6 separate regions of the Mus musculus genome follow, and all the other regions are linked to region 1. The links are chromatin loops, found by intact Hi-C in ENCODE. Cell type or tissue: heart. All regions are shown on one strand. Region 1 has its middle 43 kb from the start of Gm46687. Region 2 overlaps Bcor (BCL6 interacting corepressor). Region 3 has its middle 130 kb from the start of Gm34187. Region 4 has its middle 49 kb from the start of Gm26314. Region 5 has its middle 4.6 kb from the start of Gm34301. Region 6 has its middle 100 kb from the start of Gm14635.

Region 1 (4,000 bases):
AAGTAAATGCGGAGCCTGACGCCAGGGTCAGTGGAGGGACTGTCCCCATCACCAACAAGTTGCTGGCCTTGATAACAGCTGTGGGAGGGGGAAGGGAGCCGCAGGCAGCCACGACTGAACGGTTGCGATCTAGAAAATTCAACAAGAGGCCGCCACAGTGGCGGCGGCTCCAATTAGCTGAGCCAACAGGGAAGGCAGAGAGCTAGGCAGCGGCCCTGCCGATCACGCCCCGGGCGAGCAGGCAGGAGGGGGCGCGGGGCCTCGGAGCTGCTCGCCCGGGCGGCCCTCGCTCGGCCCCTCCCGCGGGTTCTCGGAGCGCGCCTGGTGTTTACATACTGTCCTTCCGACACGGGATCAAGTTTCAGGCCGCGCTAGAGGCGCCTGGAGCGGGCCACAGGCCGGGGAGAAGGGAAGAGCTGGAGCGGGATCTAAGGCCGAGCTGTACGGCTGAAAGCCGGGGCGCTCGTGGTCACAGCTAGCGTAGCCCTCCCTCCTTGCTTGGGGTGAGAAGTCTATCGCGTAGGGTGGCAAAGACAGGTGGAGCTGCGGAGCGCTGTCCAGAGAGAGGCACCTCTGAGTCGCGAGTGGAGTCCAGGGCGCACCCGGGACTGGGGGATGGGGATAGGCTGTCTGATGGTAGCCCAAGGACTGTTTTGAATCTCACCCCGCTTCGTGAGCTCTTCACTCCTCCCCTAAACTCCTTTGACAGACTACTCGATCCAGACTCTTGTTATGGTGGTGGTGGTGGTGGGGGATCTGTGGACTGCAAAACCTCAAAATTCTAAGAGACCTCTCGCTTTTCCTTGCCCACCCTGGCCCCAGTACTGCGAAAGCCTCCGGCGAAGTGCTCGAGGATCTGGCAGCCTGAGGGTGCCCCGCGCTGTCAAGTGTGGGCAAGTGATCTCCAGCAGCAGACACACTGTAAACAGCCGAGTGTGTGCCCTCCTAGCTCGGGGTGAGAACCTCGCCTAAACACAAGTGTCCTCTCGGGCTCCCCGGAGAGACGGAGGAAAGAAAGCCCCCCCCCCCCCACCACCACACACACACACACACACACACACACACACACACTCACTCACACCAAGGCACCTGCATTCAAAAGAGAGTGTTCTGAACCTGCACAGGCGCCAGGCGCTGCTGGGAGAGGATACTCAGCCTGCCCCCCTCCCGGCTGAATACTTGCTTTGTTCCGGGAAACGGGGGAAGCATTAGGCTGCTAACCCCTGGGGAAACACAAAACTTTGAATCTCAGAAAAGGCGGTTGAATGTATTTCGAAGTTCCAGAGATCGGTCAAGGAAGGGAAAAGCAGATGGCGGGAGATCAGGAGACTTGCGAGAGAGGCCAACTGACGATGTGGGAGGAAAACAGCTCAGGGTGACCAGGCCGGAGTCTCGGGAACTCAACTCAGAGTGATGGTGCTTCGCGAGTTCCAGCGAACAGCGGGCTAGGCCAAGTGGTGCCTGCCCAGTCGGCGGCCGCGCCAGCTTCCTGCCCTGCCCAGGACCGCAGAGCAGTCAGGGACGCCACCTCTGGCTGGCTTGGTATCGCAGGAGGATGAGGGTATACAAATAAACCCCGAATCTCTGCAGCTCCCCTCCTCCATCTTCCGCAACACAGTGGACCCAGGCCAATTGGTGGGTCATCCGTTTTAGGTTTTCAACCTGGGGTGAATGGGAAAGGTTTGGTGAGCTAGCCATTACGGTTGGGTCAGTCTGAGCTATCTTAGGTCTCATTCGTTGACTGCCTGTCCCATCAACTCCCACTCCACCCTACCCAATCCGTCTCCAACTAGCTGAGGGCACCACTAGGTTAGCGATATAAGGTCTAACAGGCAAAAGGACGAATGGGTGAGACTGCCACCTCTCACTTAGCCTTCCTAACATTCAAGGGAGGGGAGGGCACCTAGGCTCTGTCCTATCCCCCGTAGGACGCTCCCCTCCGTCTCGGAAGCTCAGACTGCTAACGAGGGTTTCCCCCTTCCCCGTGGGCTCACAAGGTTTCTAACTTCCTCTAAACCTCCCTCCTCGCTCTGAAAAGCCCCGAGGAGAAGAGCAGAGAGGAAGCGAGCCGCTAGTGTGCTAAATGAAGACCATGTGTGAGGGTGGCGGCATCAGAGTGCCGCGGCCGGGGAAGGGGGTGGTGAAGGCCGGTGTGCGGCCCACGGCTGGCTCCTGGTCGAGGCAGCCAGCGCCTGGGCTTTGGGGGACGCAAAGCCGCAGCAAAGTACTGCTAGGATAGCCTGGTGGCTGGCCACCGATGAGTGTGTGTGTGTGTGTGTGTGTGTGTGTGTGTGTGTGTGTGTGTGTGTGTGTGTGTGTGTGTGTGTGCGCGCGCGCGCGCGCGCGCTTGGTGGACAGGATCTGCCGCGCCTCGGGGGGCGGGGGCGGGGGCGGAGCCCTGACTTCCTGGGCCGCAGCTGCGACCCAGGGCGCAAGAGCAAATCGTGCTCCGCGGCGGCGGTGGCTCGGGCCCGCCACGCTTGCAGCTGAAAATCAACAAAGGGAGGCGGCAGGCGAGCGGGGGAGGGGCGCGGCTGAGCGCTCGCTGGCTGCTGTGGAATAATAAAAAATAATTAATAATGATAATAAGAGAAAAAAATCTGCCGGCTTTCTGGGCACTGGGTTTCCGTGCGGCTGCAGCGGGAGGCGCGCTGTCCTTGACGCGGCCTCTCTCGCCTGGTCTGCCTGCCCCTCCCCCTCCCTTGCCCCCTCCCCTTCCTGGGAACCGGGAAGAGAAAGGTCTGCAGCTGACAAATATTATCCATTCTCCCCATCGATCGCGGAGTGTACAGATGTGAGCGCTTGATGTGCCCGCGGAGCGGCGGATCCTCCCTGCTCTCTCGCCGCCCCCCTCCTCCCCCTTTGTTCTCCTCCCCTTTCCCTCTCTTTAAATAGATTTCAGGGCGCTGCCTGTTGGAGAGCAGCTGGCGATCTCTCCAGAGAGAGAGAGAGAGAGAGAGAGAGAGAGAGAGAGAGAGAGAGAGAGAGAGAGAGAGAGAGAGAGAGAGAGAGAGAGAGAGAGAGAGAGAGAGAGAGAGAGAGAGAGAGAGAGAGAGAGAGAGAGAAGCCCGAGGTGCCCTGTCACCAGCCTCCCCCTCCCCCACCTGCCCTTCCTGCTGTGAGCCCACCTCCCCTTTTTCCAGTTTCCAAAACAGAAAACACCAGGAACACCCACGTCCACTGCATCGCGAACCTTAAAGCCTTTGGACGCTTTGCGCTGTCCCCGCGCTGTTCCTTGTTTCTGTGAGGAAAAAGAGGAAAGCGCAGGGAGGTTACATAGCGCCATGGCAGAAGATCCAAGGGTCGAGATCTTTCCTCGGCAGCAGCAGGGACAGTGACCGGGTCACGCTAAGAGAGTACAGTTTACCCATTAGGGGTAGTAGGACAAGGCAGCCTCTTTATTCCTCTTCTGCAAATGGCAGATTAAGCCGGCAGCGCTCGGCTTCAAAGGACCCCGGCGGCGTTCTGCAAAGGGTTAACCCTTCGGCCCATAATCGCAGACACGCACTCACACTCACAGGCGCTCACGGTGCGCCCTCCCCGCTCTCCAGAGAGCTGGCCACGGCCCGCAGTGCACCCGGAGCTGGGGGAGTAGCTGGGGAGGGGGGAGGGGAGGGCTTAACCAGGCCGCTCAACTGAGCCGGGGCCACCTCGCCGTCTGTCACTTAAATGATTGTCCTCCGCTCCGCTCAGTGCGGTCAGTACGGGCTGTTAACAGGCAGTTGCAATCAGTTTCCGAAAGGTCAGCCAAGGTCCTCCGGCTCTCGCAGACGGAAGGCATTACGGAACCGCTTTTGTATTTGCAGGCACTTTAGAAAACGAAGCAAGGAGGGGGCTTCACCCCAGCGCCTCCGCGGCTGGGAGCCCTGAGAGGGTCGTGAGCGGCAGGGAGAGGGAGACTGCACCCCGCGGACTGGGCTGGGCACCGAGGAAATCACCGGCCAAGTGACCTAGGCCCTTCGTGTTCCGATGGGGAAGCGGAAGGTGGGCAGGCTGTAAG
Region 2 (4,000 bases), 58 kb before region 1:
GTATGCATATGCGTGCCTTTTGTGCTTTCCCAAGTGACCCTCTTTACTTCTTTAAATGGGTTTTGTCTTTGCAACACATGGAAACTCTGCCCCACTTTCCAGTTTCATGACATCTACAGTTTTTCTTTTAGAATACCACTATACATGGTCTACATTTACATACCCGTGTTTACTCTGCTCTTGTCCAGTTCTTTATCTCCTGGGCATCTCTTCTACTAGGACATTGGGACCAAAGTCTCTAGATTTGTCCCAGCACTTGTCATTCAGAGATACATCTTAATCTGAGATTCCCTTTCTACTGCTTAGGTTCTTTGGCTAGCCATATAATGAAGTTCATTTCCTGGCCTGACCAGCATGGCTTTGCAGTTTAAATGTAAACAGAGGAACCTTAGGCCACACATTTTTAAGGGGGAAAGGAGGGAGGGAATAAGTTAATTCTATATAGGGGAACCTACCTATCAATATCCAGCCCCGAATAGAACTAGACTAACTTATGGTGAGCTGCAGTAAATTTTAGGTCATCGATACACGAATGATAGAATTTTTTTTTAAGTGTCCAGACCATCTCCAATTTGGATTGTCTCTCCCACATGTCTGATTATAACTATTCACAAGTTCGTGGTTAAGTATTTATGGACAACTCAAGGAATGCTGTGTTCTGCCACCAATACATACATGCTGTATTTGCTGGCCTGGCATCTCAGGCTGGGGGGGGGGGCTTTAATCTGGAGGCGTCTGGGTCAGAGAGACCTTCTCTCACTTTGAGTATCCCCCTACATGCTTCAGGTCCCCATTGGAAACAGAGAGGTCTATATAGTCTGCTCAGAAACTCAGATTCTTAGGCGAGGGTGCCCATTTTGAGGTCAAAGTTCCCAGAATCAGGAGTACTAGGTCAAGCTAGTACTCTGTCGAGCAGCTGCATTCGATTTGTGAAAGAATGGGCGGATGCACACAGAAGAGAAAGGAAAACACGAGTGGGTCTAGAACCCAGGCCCCCACCCCGCAGACCACTCTAATAAGTCACTTTTACAAGACTCATTGTCCCTCCCCCCATTAAACTATTTACCGCACTTAAAGGGTTAAGAGACACCCCCTCAATCTGCCTTCCACCCGGCAAGCAAGCCCGGCTTGCTGGGTCGGCAGGCTAGCTTTAGCTTGCTAGCTCACAGCTCTCCGGAGTCGGCTGCCGACTCCACTGCCCCCCACCCCCCGTCCTTCAGCCGGGAGGGAGTCTGCATGCCTGTCTAGACCGATCTATCACCCGCACACCAACAACACCCGCGAGAGCGCGGAGACCCTGCTCAGGTCCCCCTGGCCCGCACGGTTCACAGCGGAAGGAGTCCAGCGAGCGTGACGGCGCCTGCGGGGTAGGAGGTGAGGGTCCAATAAGAATCTGGCCGACCCGAGCACCCTGCTAGTCTTCCCCAGACCCTACCCCTTGCGCTCGCATCAGCCCGGCTACCCGGGCACTGTCACAGCTCTGCGCGCTGGGCAGTCCTATTTTTATCTTGTCTAATCCCAAACTGGGCGGGGAGCACAGGCGTCGTGCTTAGAGAACAAGAGATAGGCGAGGGAGGCGGGGAGGAGCAGCCAGGCAGCAAAGCGAGCTAGAGCGAGTTAAAGACACAGTGGAGGCGGCCGCGAGCAGGAAGAAAGAGCGGGCTGTGGGGACCTCGCGGCGGCGCACGCAACACACGGCCCTGCGAAGTTGTTCTGGCCTGCCCGCTGTCCCTCACTGACCACCCCTCCCCACTTCCCAGCGGCACTCTCCGCAGCAGGGACCGCGGGGGCCCGGGCTGTGTGGGAGGCGGAGGCCAGGCCGGCCCTGCAAAGGGCTGGAAAGAATCGCTAATGAGCTGTGCGGCCCATTGATCCAGAGAACACTTCCTAATTAACTCTCAGTCACCTACTGGTGACAGCGCCTCAAAGGAGAGAGCTGGGGCCGATCGAGCCCCAGTCCAGACCTACCCGCCCAGCGCCTGGTGACCGAAACCCGCGTGATCCCCTAACCACCGCAGGCAATTCGCGTACGTGGTGGTGTACTCCGCACACTAAAGGCCAGCCTCAGATTAAACCTGGACGGCATATTAATCATCCCGGCTCCGCGTAGGTCTACACGACACAATTCAATCCCAAATAAACACCAGAGGCGACACTGCAACCCAGACCAGGTAACTAGTCGGGGATGGAGTGGGAAAGGTCGAGAAGAGAGTATTCCCCCCAAGAGTCCACATATAGGTGTCTCTGAGGTCGACAATTGAAATACCTTCCACACAAGCAATTCTGTTAGCAAAATCCAGTACCGTGTACAGGTCGGTCTCTCCCGGTGGTGGTGTCCGTTTCCAATGCCACAGAAGTGTCAGATGGCTAGAAATACCCAAGTCTGTCTGCTCACCACCCACCACCTTCTGGGGTGGGCTATTTCCTCATTTTTTTTCCTCCCGGTCCATTTTAAAGTATTTTTTTTCCGTCCAAGGAACTAACCTTAGAACCAAATAGCAGTACTCATCCCTAGCATTCTCTCAATAAGGGTGCGCAGGGAGGGGGTTACAGTTAAAACCCCGGTCTGTCTAGTCTAGACGCAACCAGGCAGGACGAATACCTATTTGAGGCGCGCTGGTTTCTTTTTAAGGTTTGTTTTTAAATAAACATAACCCTCCTCCAGTTCCTTCTTCGCTTTTCTATTCCCCCAACCCCCACCCTTTAGACGCCGGCGGCGCGCGTCTTCGCGCGCGGGTATTCAGAGTCTAGCTGGAGGTCGCAGACTTTCTGGAAAAGATTCATTAACAGCAAATTAAGCCTGGCTCGGCCTCGGCCTACAAGGGGACAGGTTCGGTCGTCTTCGGGACGTGGGTACGTGTTCCATTGAGCCGCCGGGCAGCCAGAAGTCCGCCGGGACTACACGTGCCACGAGCCGCCCTACTCCGTTCAGGGCGCTCGGAGGCTCTCTTCGAAAATAGCAGGCTCTCTTCGCCGCAGCCCGCAGCCCCCGAGTTTGTGGCGGCTCCGTAGCGCAGCCTCCCGCCTGCTTCAAGCGCTGGCCCTGTGCCGCCTCGCCCTCCCCGCCTCAGCCGAGGATCGCGCCCGGTGCGCGAGTTCCTCTTCGCCTGGAGCCTCCGCGTCGCCCTCCCTCCGAGTGGGACCAACTTCCCGGGGCCGCAGACTTTCACACGCCCATCGGGGCTTCCCACCAGGCTCCGTACAGCCAAGCGGAGAGCCGAGGGCTCTGCTCGCTCCCCCACGCCGTCCCTAAACAAGCAGTCTACAAGGGCTCCAGGAGGCTCCGAACTTAAAACCTGCCTTGGGACGCCTCCCGAAGGGAAGGGATGGAGGTGGGGGGGGTCGAATTAGAATCTTAAAAGAACATTTACAAAACAATGCATCTGACCTGACGGGTCGCCGGACTGGCCCATTCCGAATCTCCGGCTCTCCGCTGTTTCCTAGTAGGCCCCCCCCCCCGCCCCCGTTATTCCACGTGATTCACGCTTTGGGGCAAGCCAAGGAAAAACCCGGGACTCCCCTCCGGAGTTGAGCGACGACGGCAGGTCGAGCTCGGCTCGGTCCGAGGCGCCCGCCGCACACACTAGCGCACGCTCAAGCCGGCGTTCCACTCGGAGGCACCGCCGGGCCCCAGGAGAGGCCAGACGAAGCGGCGGCGGCTGGGGGTTTTTACAGTTCTTTTCCGAGTCGAAAAAGAAAGCAGACGGGAACCCGCCGCCCTCCCCTTCCTGCTAGCGAGGTAACGCCGAGACGAGGTTCCCAGCTTCCAGCCCAGCACCCCCCCCCCCGCCTGACTCCCGACGCTCGGCGACGACCGCGCTCCCGCGCAGACACACAGAGGCTGCAAACTTCCACTCGTTCAACTCCCGATCCTCCCAACCCCTCGGGAGGCGGCAGGTCCTCCGTCGAGTCCCTCCCTCCCTGGTGCCCATGCGGGGGCCGCTTAGGTTGGCTGCATTTTTAATAACTTGCAGCTCTGATGTAAAACCGAAAGCGAGCA
Region 3 (4,000 bases), 470 kb before region 1:
TCATGGAAGAGCTATTTGGAGCCTCCACAGAAAGGCTAGTTAAGGGTGAATTGCCTCCAGTTCACTAATAGGTCACCAACCTAATTTATTTTGTCAAAACTAGTCGCTTTGGATAGCTGTCATCCCCACTGACCAATGAGAAGGGAGCAGACGGACACAGCAAGGGTCCTGAATCCCTCTGACTATACCTTTTCTTAATTTTTGATTAAGGGGGCACCTGGGGAGTTAGTTGCGTTGAGGCCATTGGCTGGGCCTTTTCGGTGGGTGAGTGTAAGATGATTCAGGACAGGGTTTGAGGAGGTCAGCAACTGCTAGGAACCGATAACTGGGGCGTGAGGCAGGTTCTCCCTGGCATGCACATGAAGGAGGGTTCCTCTCTTCCAGCAGACATGGCCTGGCTCCTGGTGGTGCTTCACCAGAGAGGACAGAATGATCTGCATCAAGCTTCCCTGGCTAGCTCCCTCAGCCTCTGGCTTAGTGCCTGCTCTCTGAGGCAGGAGGAGGAGGAGGCCAGGGCCCCTACTGGGTATTCTCTGTGTGAAGCTAAGTAGCCTGGGAGCGGTGTGGGGGGGGGGGGACACGGGCTAGGAGGAAGACCTTGACCTCAGGAGCCCTAAACCTTGCTGACAGCAGACAGCAAGGAGGACCCTTGGGAATAGCACTTTATTGAGGGACATTTGTCTTCATTTGGGGCGGTCTACATTTCATCCCACAGGCATGCCCTGAGGCTCGAGTCTCCCTGACCCTTACCAGGACTGTTCCAGCACTGTACTGTCCCTGTGCTGGACTGAAAAGGAAGCTGCCTCTTAAAGCCTTTGGCAGCCAGGGAGACAGATGTCACCAAAGAACAATGGGCAATTCCCTGTGGCACCCCAGGAGTCTCCTAGCCTCACCCCTCCCCACCCCACCCCCAAGACAGGAGAACTAGGGCAGGGCACATTACAAACTCAGGCTCCAAACCTGGGCCCTCCTGGCTTACCGATTCTGGAAACCAAAGCTTATATCCTGCCTAATAATCTTGTATTTAATTAATGAACAAGTATCCATGGTTTTCAGAAGGCAACCTGAGGAACTAAATGTCCTCTGCGGAAGTCATTGTGACTAGCTGGGAGGTCCTAGCCTGTTTTCCCTCACACGAAAAGCCACTCCAGTGAGAAAGGCTCTGCAAAGGACAGCTGAAAATATCATAGTGAAGATTTACGCGGGTTGCGTTTTATTTTTTTTTTCCCCTGGAAAAGTCAGGATATTGAAAATGTTAGAAGGCTGCGAACTATGGCCTAGATGCTGCCACTAACCCGTGGAATTGTGAAAAAAATAATTTCGCCTCTCAAAGCCTCATTTTGCAAATATTAAAAGAAAGAGAAGCGGGGCCCGGGGGGGGGGGGTTGACCATCAGCAAGGCTAGGCGCTGCCATGCCTATACCCCCTCCCCCCAAACCCCCAACTTGGCTGTGCCAGACTAGCTCTGGGGAGGAGGGGTGTGGTGAGCAAGCAAGCCTAGAAGGCTTTGGTTAGCTTCACCGAGCTAAGCACAACCCTCCCGGCGAGGTTTCCGGAGCAATGGAGAGGGAGGCACGTGGCGTGCCCTCGCTCCAGCACTTTCTCAACGGGCAGCAACAGCTCAGGGAGGAAGGGGGTGGCTGGCACTCCGGGTGCCAAGGGTGGATGGGTCTCTAGACTTGTTGGGGTCGTGGAGCTAAAGCCGCGGGGGCGAAGGGGGCCTGGCTGCTGGGCTCGCCCGCCGCGCCCGCTCGCTGGATTCATTTCCATTTGGAGCGCGACGCCCCAGCAGCCCTTATCTCGCCGCCGCCGCCGCCGCGGCTCTGCAGGCGCGGGCGCCCAGGGCTCCCTCCCTTCCCCGCCCCTCCCCCGTCCTCCTCCCCCGCCCGCCCGCGGCCCGCGCCTTTGTCTGGCCCCGCGGCGCGCTGGGAGCCAGCAGGGCGGGTAATTGGCGGCCGGAGGAGGCGAACCGGCCGGCCAGGCCTCCTCTAATGAGCGGGCGGAGCCGCAGGGAGGGTGCGGAGCGACCGAGCCCCTAATGGCCTCGCGGTGCCCGGCCAGCCCCCTCCAAGGTCTCGGCCGGACGGGACCCGCAGCCCCAGGGTACATCCCCACCCCCATCTGGCCTCCGAGGTTCTCCAATTACCCCGCGGCCGTGCCAGGGCCTCCGGCTGCCCTCCGGGCCGCCCTGTTGTCCCCGGAGAAGTGCCAAGGACTCAACGCTCCAGGCGGAGGGGAGGGGGGTCTTTTGGGGGGCTTCATCGCGCTGCTTGGGGAACTCGGGTCGCCCACAAGTCCCCTTCTTCCCTGAGGACACGGTCACTGGTGGAGAGGGAAGATGGCGGGGGCGGCAGCGAACCCAGCTTCTCCTTAATGCTGATGAAACCCACGCGGGTTTCGAAATTAATGACACTGGATCAGAATCAGCTACGCTTGGCGGGCTCGGGCGACAGCCGGTCGGGTGGGCTTGTCTGTGTCAAAGAGTGCGGTGGGGGACTTCCTGCTGGGGAGGTGTGGAGAGTGGGGTTTCTGGTGTTAACCCCCTCTCCAAGGCCGGGAAGATGTTAACAGAAGCCCGCTGAGCTTTTAAAGGGTTGAGGGAGATGGAGGGACACAGGGAAGCTAAGCTGGTCTCCAGCTAGGTTACCCGCTTTCGAGAAGCCCGCCCAGCAGCTACAACTGACCATAAGCCCCACTGCCCCAGGATAGTGACTCCTCCTGTGGCCCAGCCTCAAACTGCCAAGAATGCCAGCAGACTGGCCCTGTGGACTTTACTCCATCCAGTTCCTACTGCCTCCAGTAAGCCCAGTTCCAACCCACTCTAGAGTATGTGAGACTCCAAGTCACGGAAGCTTCCTGTGAACAGCCGGGCTTGCAGCTAGCTTTCAGACTTGGAATGCAGGAAAAAGAAAGGCCTTAGGGACTTGTGGGTCTTCTGGGAAAGCCCCATGCTGGCCCCAGAACGACCTTAGAGAACCATCAGCAGCTGAGGGCAGTCCCGGGGGCATTCCAGCATCATTTGCCTGAAGAGAGACTGTCACCTCTCAGAGGAAGTGGGCAGTTTCTTCTGAAGACTCCCTATCTAGAACCCTTTCCCTTGGGTTTTCAAGGCAACTCTCACCAAAGTAACCAGTTGGAAGATGTCCACTTTCTATTGATTTTTTCTATTATTAAGGTACAACTTTGTAGGGACAGAAAGTGAGTGGTGGAGAGTCTTAAGCCATCCTGAGAGTCACAGTGGTATCCCTAGAACAAATAACAGGGTAGGGAGAAGAGAAAAAGCGTAACAAATTTAGTTAATTGACATTTTACATGACACAAGAGCCTTCAGATTGAAGGTCTAAATTCCCAGAGAAATCATTTGTATTTGGGTTCAGTGGAGAATGGACAGTCTTGTGGAAATGGGATCGGGCTGTCGTACTAATCGGCCGAGAGGGAAGCCAGACAAGGCTTGCTTTCTAGCATTCTCTGCCCTCAGGCTCGGTGGGGTTTGTCTGGGATGAGGAGCTTTAGGGAAGAAGGACAAAGTTCCCCTTCCAGGTTTGGCAGAGAAGGGTTCTAGTTTCTGTGGCCTTCCTAGTTCTGGAACTTCCTTCCGGGGACAAAATGGGCAGGAGATGGGCAGGAGATGAGAAGACTGGAGAAGGTCGGAGAAATGCTACTCCGGTGTCTTCTAAGCTCCCCCCACCCCACCCCCCCCGCCGCCCCCCCCCCCCGCCGCCGCAGTAGCTTCTTCAGGAGAACGGGGTGGGGGTGGGGCGGTAGGACAAGGCCCTGCCCCGGTCCTGGCCTGGCCTCTGTCGTTGAGGCACTCCCCTCAGTTCCTGGTTAGATTCTGCCCTGGCAAGAGGCCAAAAATGCCAGAAGAGAGCTTTGGCTTCTTATACGCTTTCCTCTCCGTTTACACAACCTAAGTGAGCCCCCATTGCCTGGAAGCTCCGTGGGATGTGACCCAAACAGAGAGACACACTCACACCTCATGGGTGGGACAGCTGGACTG
Region 4 (4,000 bases), 330 kb before region 1:
AGTTCACTCCCCAGTAGCAGGGAACAGGGGAGGAAAGAAAAGAAAAGCAGCTACATTGTGCTTAAGATGCAGGCGGGTCTCACGCTGACCATTTATGTGTGTTACCTCATTATCTCCGACTCACGTGTGGCTAAAGAAACAGACTCTAGAGGGTTTAGGAATATGCTCACAGTGCTGTGCTACTGAGGGGGTAGCTCATTTCAAAGTGCCAGTTCTTCCTCCCTTCCAGCTCAACCTATGGACACAGCAGCAACTGAGAGAAGAGGTTGGGGCAAATGAAGCCCATTGCAGGAACGCATCCATTAAATTAACAAGAGCCAGAAATCTGACTGGGTGGATGGAAGTGATCCTTCGAAGCCACCATAGGAACTTCCCATCCTGAAATCTCCTTGGTCACCAACTGTAGAGACTTGAAGCTCCTCCCAGGGGCTTGGTTTGGTTTGGTTTGGTTTGGTTTGGTTTGGTTTGGTTTGCATCCTGGGTGTGGCCCACAGAACAGGACATTTCCCCTTAGTATACATCTGCACACATGTATATAGAAAATGGAGTCCTTAGCCAGGTGTACACACACACACACACACACACACACACACACACACAGAGAGAGAGAGAGAGAGAGAGAGAGAGAGAGAGAGGCTCTTTTTGCCCCTAGAACCATCGCACACACACACATACACCCCGGCTTCCGTTGGGTGTCCCAGGAAAGAGTTCCCGATACACACACCTATCTGCAGAAGCTTAGCGATGGTGTTCTCATGAACACCTGTGAGGGAGGCAGGCCACATGAAGGGCAGAGCAAGGCATGAAACTACAGTGCAGTTGTTCACAGAGGCTTCAGCTGAGCCAACGGAATGGTCTGGAGATGCAGAGATGTCAAGAATTGAAGTACTATGACAAGTGCTTCCATGCCCCCATATAGACCAGTCGCAGAATGAATTGCTTTCCAGAAGTTAGGCGGTCAAGGCAATCAATCCAACTGCCATCAGCTAAGGGCAATTCCAAGTGGGAAGTAGAGCACTCTTCCCCCACCTTGCATCCACACCCTGTCCAGCAAGACTCCTGCTCATCTTTCCAGAGGCAACCGGAGACGGACCCATCCTTTTGAGACTGGTAGTGAGAAATGAGCACCATGGGCTCAACACTACTTCTGTATGGGGAGATGACCCCGTTTCAGAAACATGGGCTAGCTCCTTCCTATCTGGGTAGTGAGGAGTAGAAGACATAGATCCCTCTTTCCCACCTCAGCCCCAGCCTGTTCCCAGAACACACTGATGCTTCCCTTCAACAGCTGAGTGGATGGATGCTGCCTGGGAGGTGCCAGCAAGCTGGTGGGAATGTTCCAGCAGGCCCGTGGGAATGTTGCAGCTTCCACGATTTCCTCTCTGTCAGTGCCTCAAAGTGTCTACAGGGCTATACCAATGACAGGCAAGCACAAGAAAAGCTGGTTTCTACAGCCAACCTGGCAATCTCTCCTGGGCTCAGGCCAGGAAAGTCCCACCCTTGTTCCCTTCTCTGCCCATCGTACTGCTGCATGTCCATTTCTTAGCTACGAGAAGCAACTGCATTTAGAGCCCTCCGTGCCAGGGAAAGCCCAATGCCATTGCCAACCACACTACATCGCCGTTCTTCTGAAGGAAATTACTATTGATCCCACGGCTCTCCTCCCCATGCTGTTTGCCGGGGACAGCCAAGGATTCCCGTGCCAGCTGGGCTCCCACACGGCTCAACTGTTCCTGTACCAGATGGCCAGACCAACACCCTCTGGCTGCCGCACGCTCCCTGGGAGACGAGGCTCTGACGTCTCTCAGCCTGGCTTTTCATGCGAGAGGACAAGGACGATGGGTTAGGGATAACAGGGCCAATCAGGTTATTCTAAAATCCCTGCATTTCCAAACCCTAGCGATTATCAGCATAACCAACAAGGCAGGAAAACTTATTCCATAGCCTTCACTTTTGCCGGTCTTTTGACAAACATAAGTTAAAAGCCTCCTTGGCTTGGGGATGCAAAAACATAGAACCTAGTCCTGACCTTCAAACAAGTTGCAATCTACTAGGTACAGATTGGATGACTGACTGCATCTTTATTGATCAAACAAGGGCACTTCTGAGACTATGAAGTGGGTGCTACTCAGAGTTAATCCAGTGTAATGAGCTAAAGTAGGGTTTGTTCCAGGCAAACCAAGATGTTTAGTCTTCCCAAATGGTCATGGCATGACCAAAGTTGGGGAGTGAGGATTGGGGGGGCGGTCTTGAGGGGGGATATGGTGCTGTTTGGTGGTGCCACAAGGTGGCGCAACTGAAATGCCAGCTTTGCCTTGCCTTTGTTTTCTACCTTGACGAAAACTTTCCATGACCATCCAGCCAATACAACCCATCCACATGTGCTGGAGCCTTAGGATGCTGATTTAGAAGAGCCAATCACTAAATTTTCTGAAAACTTGCAAGTCAGTTGTTGAACACACCATTAATATAACTTAAAATAAATTAAATACAAATAATGAAAACTTGAAATGGGGTAAATCGTATTCGAAGCAAATTCTGCACATTCACATCTTCCTACCTTGCCACAGCCTACAAGTCTTTTCGCCACGGAGTCCCTGTAGTCTAGTCTGTGTGGAAGTACTCTGCAATGCTGAGTAGCCTCTTCGTGCCTCCCGGCCCCTCCCCCCGCAGCTCACTGTCAGCGCATCATGTGGGAAGCTCCAGGCTAGCTGTGGTGGGAATATTTACACCACGGCGATCAGCAGATGCTACAAATCAAGGCTTGGGTGGGGGCAGGGAGCCCGTTGTTCAGCATTTACCATCCCATCACTGGGACCGTTATTTAAGTTCCATAATTTATGTGGCTGACTTCATATGCCATGAAGAGGTCTATCAGATTCTGAGAAATTATAGTGTCTCCTTGTCTACTCCCAAACTCAGGAAGTTGAGAAAGGTCTGTTTCTCCCATAACCTCTCTGAATATTCAGAAAAAGGGGAATCCACAGAGACGACCCAGTAATGCCCAGTGACATGGCAAGCCGGAGCAAGAGGAAGTCCAAGCCAAAAGAAGATAGAAAACATATCCCCCACCCCTCAACCTTTACATGTGCACAATCAAATGAACCAATAGAAACTCAAGGTAGACTCTCATCTGTGATTGGAGAGATGGCTGGCAGGAGGAGGAGGCATCTGGAATGGATGGCACATAACAAGAGAGTCAGAGGTGTGTGTGGGGGTGGGGGCACAGATAAGGAAACACAAGGCTGAGAGGAAGCACCGTGGGATAAATAGGAAACATCTAGAGACCAGAGCAGCTGGCCCACCTTGAGAGAGAACTCTAAGTGAGCGTTGGGGTGGGCAGGGAGACATAGCCACTGGCAAACTTGCTGCCCAGATGGGGAAACAAAAGCTCCAATATCTAACTCCTCCTACTGGTCGGATGGTGCCTCCCATTGGCCAAACCCCACAGGAAGCCAATGGCCCCGGCCCTGGGATCCAATTAAGGATCAACCTACTCCACTCAGAACAGGGTACAGAAACATAACTGGGATGAGGGAAAGTGGAACAGATTTGCCCAGCCAGCTTGGTTCTGCCCTCAATCACTAGGCTCCAAGAGGACACGCCTGGGACCACTCACTTGTATGAGGCCTGGCCTGGGGTGGCAGAGCAAACCACAGACTGGCTGTGAGCCCAGAAGCAGGCAGGCCATGTGGCCTGGCAATGCTGTATGGAAGTGTTTGAGGAGACTGTCCAAGCCCAGCTAACCAGTCGCTCTGCACATGCCTGTTCCCAGCTTTCCATGAGCCCATGATGATGTCTGTGCACAGGTGAAGGTTTCACCTGAATACTAATAACTTCAGGGTCTGGACCTTGCACGATCCCCTTCTGGAAGTAATTTGTACCTTCAAACTACTTTTCTTTAAAATAAACAAATAAATAAATAAAATAAAAGCACAAAACCTGTATTAGTTTTAGGCTCCCACACTTGGATCTTCGCAGCCAACTATAAACAAGGAAC
Region 5 (4,000 bases), 130 kb before region 1:
GAACAATGGAGACCTTGCCAAAGGTCCCCTTTTATAGACCCCCCCAACTTCCCCCTGGTCCGGTTAGGTGATGGTGGTAGGGCACTAGTACGCTGTGACTTTTGGCTCAGAGAATGGAGAGGGAGAGGGTGTCCCCAGGGATCAAGGTTAGGATCCTGTCCTGAGATTAATGCTGCCAGGAATCCCTCTGCCACCAGCTGCGGAGGCTAAGTGGAAGCGCTAAACAAACAGAGGGCAAAGGGACGATGTTGTTCCAGGCTAAGGAGGGCCTTCTCTTGAGCTTTCCCAACTCACCTCTCCTAAATCTCAGATGGAAAGAAGGTAGCCAACTACCTGAGTCACCTCCAACTCTTCACTTCCTATCTAGGCCCACATACAGACATCGTCCTCACGTGTGTGTTGGAGGCCAGGCCTCCCACCTAGACAGTGTGAGTGTGAGCATCAAAGCAGAGCAAACCCTCGATGACGAAAAGCAGTCTTGGGACCCACGGTGCCTTCCTTGCCCTGTCTTTTATGTACTTCCTTGGGAAACTGAACACCCTTAAAGAGGCGGCGAGATGGAGACCTTTGCAAGGTGTTAACTGATTGATGCAATGGCTTCTGCTCTGGTATGAGCCAATGGTTCCAGTCCCCCGCCCGGTGACCTTGAGAAAGTCAGGGATCTACCCCAAACGCTTGGGATTTTCCCACCCCTAGAGGCCAGCCCTTTATCTCAGCCTCTCAGGCTTTTTGGCCACCCAGCTTTGTCCGGCTAGGCTGGCTAGCCTGCTCTGGGAGGAGGTACGGGAGTGGGGTGGGAGGGATGAAAAAACACCAAAGGCTTCACCCACACCCTTGCACCCCCTTCCTCGCCCGGGGCCCCTCGGCCAGTGCTCTAGCCGCCCGGTGTTGCCAAACCCTCACTGGGCAGGGTTGCGGGGTGAGGCTTTGGGAACAGGGCTTGAGCTAGAGAAGATGAGGAAAACAAGTGAAACGGGAGGGGCGGGGTGGGGTGACGGCTCATAAATCAACTGGCTCCACCCCCAGCCCTCAGAGCTGAGGCGCCTCAGCCCCGCAGGGAAGAGGAGGGTCACTCGACCACTCCTGGACGACCTCTGAGCTTTCCCTGAGCCATCGCCCCACCCTAGGCTCAGGCCGCCGTAAGACCAGCTCCTGGCCCAGATCGTAAACCGCCCGCCGGATTCGGCGGGAAGCCGCCCTTGGACGCAGCGCTCATCCGCCCAAGGGGAAGTTTATTTATAGCTTGTAAAACGTAAAGGAAACCAGACTTCGCTAGCTTGCGGAGCCTGGGCGCCTTCGATCCCCACCTGCCCACCAAGAGGGCTCAGCAGGGGGTCTGGAAAGTGGGGTGGCTTCTAGTCCTCCCCCTACTCTGCACCCAAAGGAGAAGGGAACCTTCTTCTGTTGCTGCCCAGGCTTAAATTCCCTCTCAGCGTGCTTAAGCAGGGCGCTTGATGCCACAGAGAGAGGAGGCCAGGGCCTGGGCCCTGTGTGGTTAGTGTAAAGGAGACTGAGCTGGCCCACTTGGCACGCACGCCCGGGCAGGCCAGGCAGCGCTGTGCGGGATTCCACAGCTTCCGCTCCCGACAGGGGGAAGTCCCAGAGTGCCAGGAAGCCTTGGAGTGGGTGCTCCCGGAGCCTCTCCTTGGAAAGCAAGGATGCTGTCCCCGTTCCTGCTGCGCACGTGTCTTCAGCAGAGCAGGCGAGCGCTGTGCGCCTGGGGCTGCGATCCGCGGGTGACAGCGGTTGAGAGCGCGCCCTCTCCACTTCACACCCCCGCCGTCGCCTCCTCCCCAGGGGAAGCTCCTCGCTCCGGGGTGCGCTCGGGGCAGGAGCCAGAAAAAAACGAAAAGTGCCGAGAAGACGAGGACGAAAACCGATAAAGAGCTCAGCCGAGCTCTTCAAGATACCCGCGAGTCCCCATTACTCACAACCCACCCGGGCAGCCCTTCCCAGTCCCGATGGAGTGCACCCTGCCTTGGTCAGGGAGGTGTGTGTGTGTGTGTGTGTGTGTGTGTGTGTGTACGCGCGCGCGCCCAATCGCCGGGACGGCAGTTGCGAAACAGGCTCTTGGCTGCAGCGCGGCATAATGGAGGTGGCTGGAACAATGCGCGCTTTGTGCGCGCTGGTTGTTTTCTACCCGCCTCGCCCCCCTCGCTCGGGCCGTATGGCACTTTAATCCCTACCACGGCTAGGCACAAATGCACTTGTGTCCTGTGGGTCACCGGGGGCCGTGCGGCTGGAGCTGTCCCCACCCCTCCCCCGCCGAGCCCACGGCCCGCTTGCCCAGTCTTCCTTCCTGCACCCACCTCCCCCCACCCCACCCCCGCGCGCCACCACTTCAATTCCCGGCGTGGGCCGCTCAGCCGGCTTTGGAAGCTTCCGGGCCCGCCGGCCACTTTTATTTTCCAGGCAGACGGCCCTCCCCACCCCCCCGGCGAGCACGCGCGCGCGCGCACACACGTGGAGCGCAGGCCTCCCACTTGCGGCCCTCCCTCGGCTCGCCCCGCCCGCCCGCCCGCTCGCTCCCGCCCGGCGCTCCGGACTCCTGCGAACAATAGTAAATGTCAACAGATTCCGCGCGGCGAGTGTCTGACTCGGCCGAGATAAGGGTGCGCGGTTGGCCCTGAGCTCCGCGACACCGCGGGGGGAGGCCACCCTGACCCTAGCTGGAAAGAACCGGCTGTGATGAAGCCGGTGTCGAGGGATGGAGGGCAGGAGGGGAGAGCCCCAGCCTCAGCCCCGGGAGGAGAGGCGCTTAGACGCCAGGCCTTGCCCCACCCCCACCCCGCCTAACTCTGTGCTGCTGGGCAGCCTAGGGGCCCGGTGGAAAGCCACGTGCTAGATGTCAGCCCACGGCTCGGATCTCCAGAGGACGCAGGGAAAAGGCAGGTGTGGAGGTGAAGACTCGGACAGTTTTCCACCTCCGGGGAGCCGGCACCCGAAACATGGAAAGGATCTCAGTCCTTGTCTCCTGAAACTCACTAAAATGTTTTTTTTTTTTTAAGCTCACACAACACTTGCAGTCCTCCCCCTCAATCGTCCGCAACCCACCACCCGAGTTAAAAATTCGCAAATTGATTCCCACGCGTTAGTATTAATGGGTTGTTCCTCTTAAATTGTTGCCAACTTTGCTAATGGATTATTATTTAAATTTCTTTTTTATAAAGTACGTGTTGTTTTATAGATGCGTATTTACTTAAAGAAATCAACTGCATCTATTAACATATTAAAGAGAGAATAAAGCACGGGGCCGGTGTAATGTGCTGTTCAGCCTTACTTTGGGTGCTGCGAAGATAGGAAAATCTTATTTGTTTAATAATAAGTCACTCATGAATATGCAAATGACATCGTTGCAGTACCTCACTTCTGTCACTATTAATGAGTTGCAAATTAATGTGACAACAAAAGGAAAATCTATTTAGTGGAGGAACTCAGGTTCCTACCTGGGGAGATCACCAGCAGGCCTGGAACTTCCATAGTGTAGATGGAAAGGACCGGGGATGGACACCTCACCCAGCCTTTTCCTGAAGCTACCACTATTGTTTAGACCCACGGACCTGCTTTGTCAATAGCCCCTTAAAATTCCAGCTCCAGGCCAGGGGAAGAATGGTTGCTCCAGGGTAATTAGGGCCAAGTGTGATTAATGGAAATCAGCCCACAGTTTGGAGTAAAGCAATTGGTGAAGCAGATTGGGAAGTGAGGGAGGGGTCCTCTCTCCACCCAGTTTCAAGATTCCCCGAAGCCTTTATTGGCCTCTGTTGTTTGGGATAGGGACAAATTGGGCCTGGGGTGCTCCGATCCCAGGTGGATCACAGGTACTGAGAGAGCAGCCCATGCTCTTGCGCTTGCCTCTTGGGCTTGGTTTTTTACAAGGCGGCTTTGCTGACAGATTTAAGAGCAGATCAGCTTCTTCCTGCCAACCTACTATCCAGTGGCTACAGACTGAAGTCTGCCTGTCTTCCACCGACCTTCCACTCTCCTGGCCTCCACATCAGAG
Region 6 (4,000 bases), 120 kb after region 1:
TAACTCCTTGGGACCTCAGCTTCCTTAGCTGTAAAATGGAGGTGTGGTATCAGGTCCTCCACCTCCTTTCTAACCCTGTGCTATGAAGCCTTCTTACTCCGAAGGATGGAAATCTAAAAACTACATCTCCCAGACACCTTTGCAGCTGGGGCTGCGGATGAGAATTCAATTTTGACAATTAGATACATTTGTGTGAGGTTTGGAAGGAAGGCATGAAGCAGACTGTCTTCGGCTCTGGCTGCAGTCGCTGGACACACTGTGTGGTTGGGGGTAGGGGGAGGGTATGTGGGGTTATGTGTGACAATATTTTGGCAATTGCTCAGCCGCTGATTCTTGTGGGTAGAGGCACAGGCTCTTGTGGCTCTTGAGAAAGGCCGTGGTGGCATGGGATCCTAATCATTAGATCTCAGCTGCAATCTGCAATCAGTGCAGCTCCCGCCCCCACCCCACCCCCCAACTCCCCTGCTTCTCACTTTCCTGCTAGTGGCAGAGAGGGCGGCAATCTTGGGGACCAATTCAATGGTAGTGTCTTGTGAGTTCAGAGACTGTTCCTCTCGGGCCTTCCAGGAATTTTGTGAGCACCTAATTTCCTGGAGTAATTTCCTATTCTTGCTTAAAATAGCTGGAAACATTCTCTGTTCCCTGCAATTGGATTCTAGCTGCGGGAGTTGATGACACTCCACGCTTGTGGGCCGGGTGTTGATGGAATGCTGTGGGCTAGTGGGCGCTGCCTAGTACACTGTTTATAAGGCCCTTGCAGACTGCTGGCAGTTTCCAAGAAAGGGTATGTCCGTTTGCACCCAGGACTAGCTGTGAGTGGAAGCCACCTCACATTTTACCAGCTCCTAGTCCTAGTTTTACATAGAGTTACTGGGGCAGAAAGCAGCCTGAGAGACTTCCGATTATTCCTGTGGGTCATCTGCGTCCTCAAGGCTGAACTGGTGTTTGCTTGTTTGGGAGCGAGAATCCCACCTCTTTGCAGAGTGATGACTGGCACCACAGAGGTGCCACAAACACCTGGGAAGAGAGAAAGTCAGCTGCCAAAGGCCACTCCCAGCCCCGTGCCCACCATGGACACTAGGATTACTACCTCCCTATTAATTGGTTATATTTGTGAAGCCTTCTCTTCTGTCCCTCTGCCAGCAAGTTTGAAGATCGACCTGAAGACAGATCTCTTTCTCTGGGGAATGACGAACATGCTCACTGCTGTGGGATGGGCATTTAAGAGTTTTCAGAGAAGCTAGCCTGTGGTATTTTGCCTGTAATCTGAATAGTAGCCATATTTGAGGCTAGGCTGGGCTACTTGAGACTCTGGTCTTAAGGGAACTAAACCAAAGTTTCCAGAGAAAAACCTGGAAAGAAAGGCAATTTTGTCCCGGAATTACCCGGGGGTTGTGTGTGTGTGTGTGTGTGTGTGTGTGTGTGTGTGTGGTGGATTTCAAAACCCAATGGTAGGTTTGGAGCCGCAGTCTCAGCCCAGGGGCTCTGGGGGCTCTGCTAGCCACTGAGGGAGGAGCAGAAAGTCTTTAGGGTCAGAGAAAAACAGAGCTGTGTGGAGTCTTCGAGCCCCACCAAGCTCTGGACAGATTGCTCCTTCCCCTCAAGGCTCAAATCTTTCAACTCTCCCCTTCACTACTCTCTTGGACCCAAACCTTTCAACTCTTCTCCCTCTCGGCTGGCTCGAATCCACCCAGCTTTCTTCCACACAATGGAAACTCATTGTGAAGTGACGGGCCTGGCAGGTGGCTCTCAGATCCCCCAGCTGGGTGGAAGCCGGATTGGGCTTGGCTTCCAGAACAATCCAGGATCTTCGCGGGGCTGGAAGATGAGTGGGAGGGATAAAGTGTTCCAGTGGCTTTCACCAGCCCCAGTCAACTGTGAGACCAGAGGAGGAGAGAGGGGGCAGATAAAGGCAGCTTTCTCCGGGCGTGCCCAGTTGGAGCTGGTGCGGTTTGAAGTTTTGTGTGGTTTGGCAAAGTTCCTTTTTTTTTTTTTTTTTTTTTTTTTTTTTTTGCTGTTTCGAAACTGCAGCAGTACACAGTGGCAAAGGTCACTGGACACCACAAGCTACCCCTGAAATGCAGGAGGTGGCGGGTCTTGTCAGGCGCATGTCCCAGGATACCAGGGCAAAGAGAGGCCAGGCAGGTCCTGGCCACACATCGAACTCCCAGGTCGCGCTTGAGAAAAAAAAAAAAAAAAAAAAAAGCCACCTCCCGGAAGGCAAGCGAGACAACGCTTTGGCTCTGGCGAGCTGAGCCGCTGCTGGCTGGGTGGCTCAACACAGCTAACTGGAAAGACGAACCTTCGCATTCGGATTCCATCTTTGGCCTCAAGGAGAAAGAGCGACGCTGGGGACACCGCCTGGAGCCTGCGCGCATAGCACCGGACGGCTCTTCCTCCCACCCCAGGCTTCCCGTTTAACCTTTAAAGTGCCGGAAAAATCTGCAGCCCAAGCGGGCTAGCCTTCCACCCGCTGAGGAGATACGGGTTCTCTGGAATTGGGCGTGGCAAGGCGGAGGTCACTGCAAAATAGAATCGGACACTCGTGCTGCTTGGGAGGGGAGACTAGGGAGTCTGGCAGGTCCCAGCGGGCTCACACCCTCCCAGGACCTTCCTGCCTCCGCTGAAGGTGGGGACTGAGAAGGAGGCAAGCGTGGAGAAAAGGACGTGGGAAGACACTGGTCACGGAGGAGACTATTTTTAGTCTTTGCTACAGCTGCGTGCGTTTCTCTGACGAACTAGTCAGGGACAATTCTCCTGGCTGAAAACAGTGTAAACTTTCCACGGGGAGTGGGGGTGGGGGTGGAGGGCAGTGTGGAGGTGACACAGGAGGGGTGGGGAGAGAGGTGGTTGGTGGTGCAGGAAAGGGACAGAGAGGGGGAAATCCCCGAATATTCCTCACAGACTTGACAGGAACACCAGAATCTCTCCTTGATAGAACAAGGTCCTCCAGCCTCCTCACCCCAAAGAGAGCTCAGCTTTCACCATAGATCTTCAAGGTGGGCACCCTCCCCCTTTTGTTTAATATCTTGGAGACCACACAGGCAAGATTGGGGACTTGTTCATCATGCCTTCTAACTGGGGACAATGCCTCCTGGGTGGCATCAGTCACAATCCAATCATTAAACAAATAACAAAGATCTCAAACAGGAAAATAGAAGTGGGGGAGGATCTAGAGCTAGATTCTTGGAGGGAAGGCTGTGTGTCCTGGTTATCTAGGTCAGTAGTGCCCACAGTGTGGTTCCAGGATCCCTCTGATAATCAGGGCCCTGAGATCCAGGACCTCTGAAAAGGCTTTTGTGATTACAAACCTAGGGGAGGCTGGGTTTTCATTAATCTAAGGCGACATGTCAGTACCCCAACTTAGTGGATGCTCCAGCAGCTGTCAAGAAGAGAGAGAGAGAGAGAGAGAGAAAGAAAGAAAGAAAGAAAGAAAGAAAGAGGAAAGATGCTTGCCACCACCGAGTCTGAGGACCTGAGTTCTTTCCACGCACGGGACTCCCATGGTGGAGGGGGAAAATCATCTTCCACAGGTTATCTCCTGACTGCCGGGGCACGTGAGCACAAACATACATATAACATTTATATGTCATTTACATTATATGCATGGGTGTTTTGCCTGCGTATGAGGTGACCAGAGGGTGTTCCATCCCTTGGGAATGGAATTACAGATAGTTGTAAGCTGCCATGTGGGTGTTGTGACTTGAACCCTGGGTCCTCTGGAAGAGCAGACAGCCATCTCTCCAGCTCCCATAAATGCAATTTTTAGAATTAAGAAGGGAAATGGAGCCGGGCCATGGTGTCACACGCCTTTAATCCCAGCACTCGGGAGGCAGAGGCAGGCAGATTTATGAGTTCGAGGCCAGCCTGGTCTACAGAGTGAGTTCCAGGACAGCCAGGGCTACACAGAGAAACCCTGTCTCGAAAAACCAAAAAAAAAAAAAAAAAAAAAAAGGGAAACGTTCAGGAGCTGGAATCTAGACTGATGCCAGAAGGTTAC

Evidence for each region. Hi-C counts contacts between places; a loop is a spot of excess contacts. Peaks named below come from ENCODE experiments on the same cell type or tissue, not always from the same donor. Only the 100,000 strongest peaks of a DNase experiment are listed, where the experiment ranks them.
Region 2: a loop joins it to region 1, with 4 times the contacts of the local background. A loop is called at or near these places in 18 of 42 quality-filtered maps.
Region 3: a loop joins it to region 1, with 3.0 times the contacts of the local background. A loop is called at or near these places in 3 of 42 quality-filtered maps.
Region 4: it touches region 1 in a loop (2.0-fold over the local background); 4 of 42 quality-filtered maps call a loop at or near these places.
Region 5: a loop joins it to region 1, with 6 times the contacts of the local background. A loop is called at or near these places in 16 of 42 quality-filtered maps.
Region 6: a loop joins it to region 1, with 4 times the contacts of the local background. A loop is called at or near these places in 2 of 42 quality-filtered maps.

Annotation. Positions count from the first base shown.
Region 1 is chrX:12,133,208-12,137,207 of GRCm38, forward strand. It overlaps a transcript of Bcor not described here. Among named protein-coding and RNA genes, the nearest start is that of Gm46687, 43 kb to the left of the region's middle. In heart, CTCF peaks have their summits at 510 and 1,537; DNase peaks (open chromatin) are centred at 1,514, 2,064, 2,384, 3,674 and 3 weaker places; H3K4me3 peaks cover 4,000 bases; H3K27ac peaks cover 4,000 bases; H3K27me3 peaks cover 3,766 bases.
Region 2 is chrX:12,075,688-12,079,687 of GRCm38, forward strand. The region is part of intron 1 of Bcor (BCL6 interacting corepressor); the gene reads right to left. Among named protein-coding and RNA genes, the nearest start is that of Bcor, 2.9 kb to the right of the region's middle. In heart, no CTCF peak of the experiment used is centred here; DNase peaks (open chromatin) are centred at 1,534 and 3,174; H3K4me3 peaks cover 3,247 bases; H3K27ac peaks cover 2,884 bases; H3K27me3 peaks cover 3,409 bases.
Region 3 is chrX:11,662,882-11,666,881 of GRCm38, forward strand. No RefSeq gene overlaps it. Among named protein-coding and RNA genes, the nearest start is that of Gm34187, 130 kb to the left of the region's middle. In heart, no CTCF peak of the experiment used is centred here; DNase peaks (open chromatin) are centred at 1,590, 1,970 and 2,890; H3K4me3 peaks cover 1,898 bases; H3K27ac peaks cover 3,619 bases; H3K27me3 peaks cover 1,881 bases.
Region 4 is chrX:11,799,109-11,803,108 of GRCm38, forward strand. No RefSeq gene overlaps it. Among named protein-coding and RNA genes, the nearest start is that of Gm26314, 49 kb to the right of the region's middle. In heart, a CTCF peak has its summit at 2,320 (motif pointing right); no DNase peak of the experiment used is centred here; H3K27me3 peaks cover 2,066 bases.
Region 5 is chrX:12,004,751-12,008,750 of GRCm38, forward strand. No RefSeq gene overlaps it. Among named protein-coding and RNA genes, the nearest start is that of Gm34301, 4.6 kb to the left of the region's middle. In heart, no CTCF peak of the experiment used is centred here; DNase peaks (open chromatin) are centred at 1,121, 1,651, 1,821 and 2,641; H3K4me3 peaks cover 2,447 bases; H3K27ac peaks cover 3,072 bases; H3K27me3 peaks cover 3,119 bases.
Region 6 is chrX:12,250,226-12,254,225 of GRCm38, forward strand. No RefSeq gene overlaps it. Among named protein-coding and RNA genes, the nearest start is that of Gm14635, 100 kb to the right of the region's middle. In heart, a CTCF peak has its summit at 2,370; DNase peaks (open chromatin) are centred at 1,816 and 2,346; H3K4me3 peaks cover 919 bases; H3K27ac peaks cover 890 bases; H3K27me3 peaks cover 274 bases.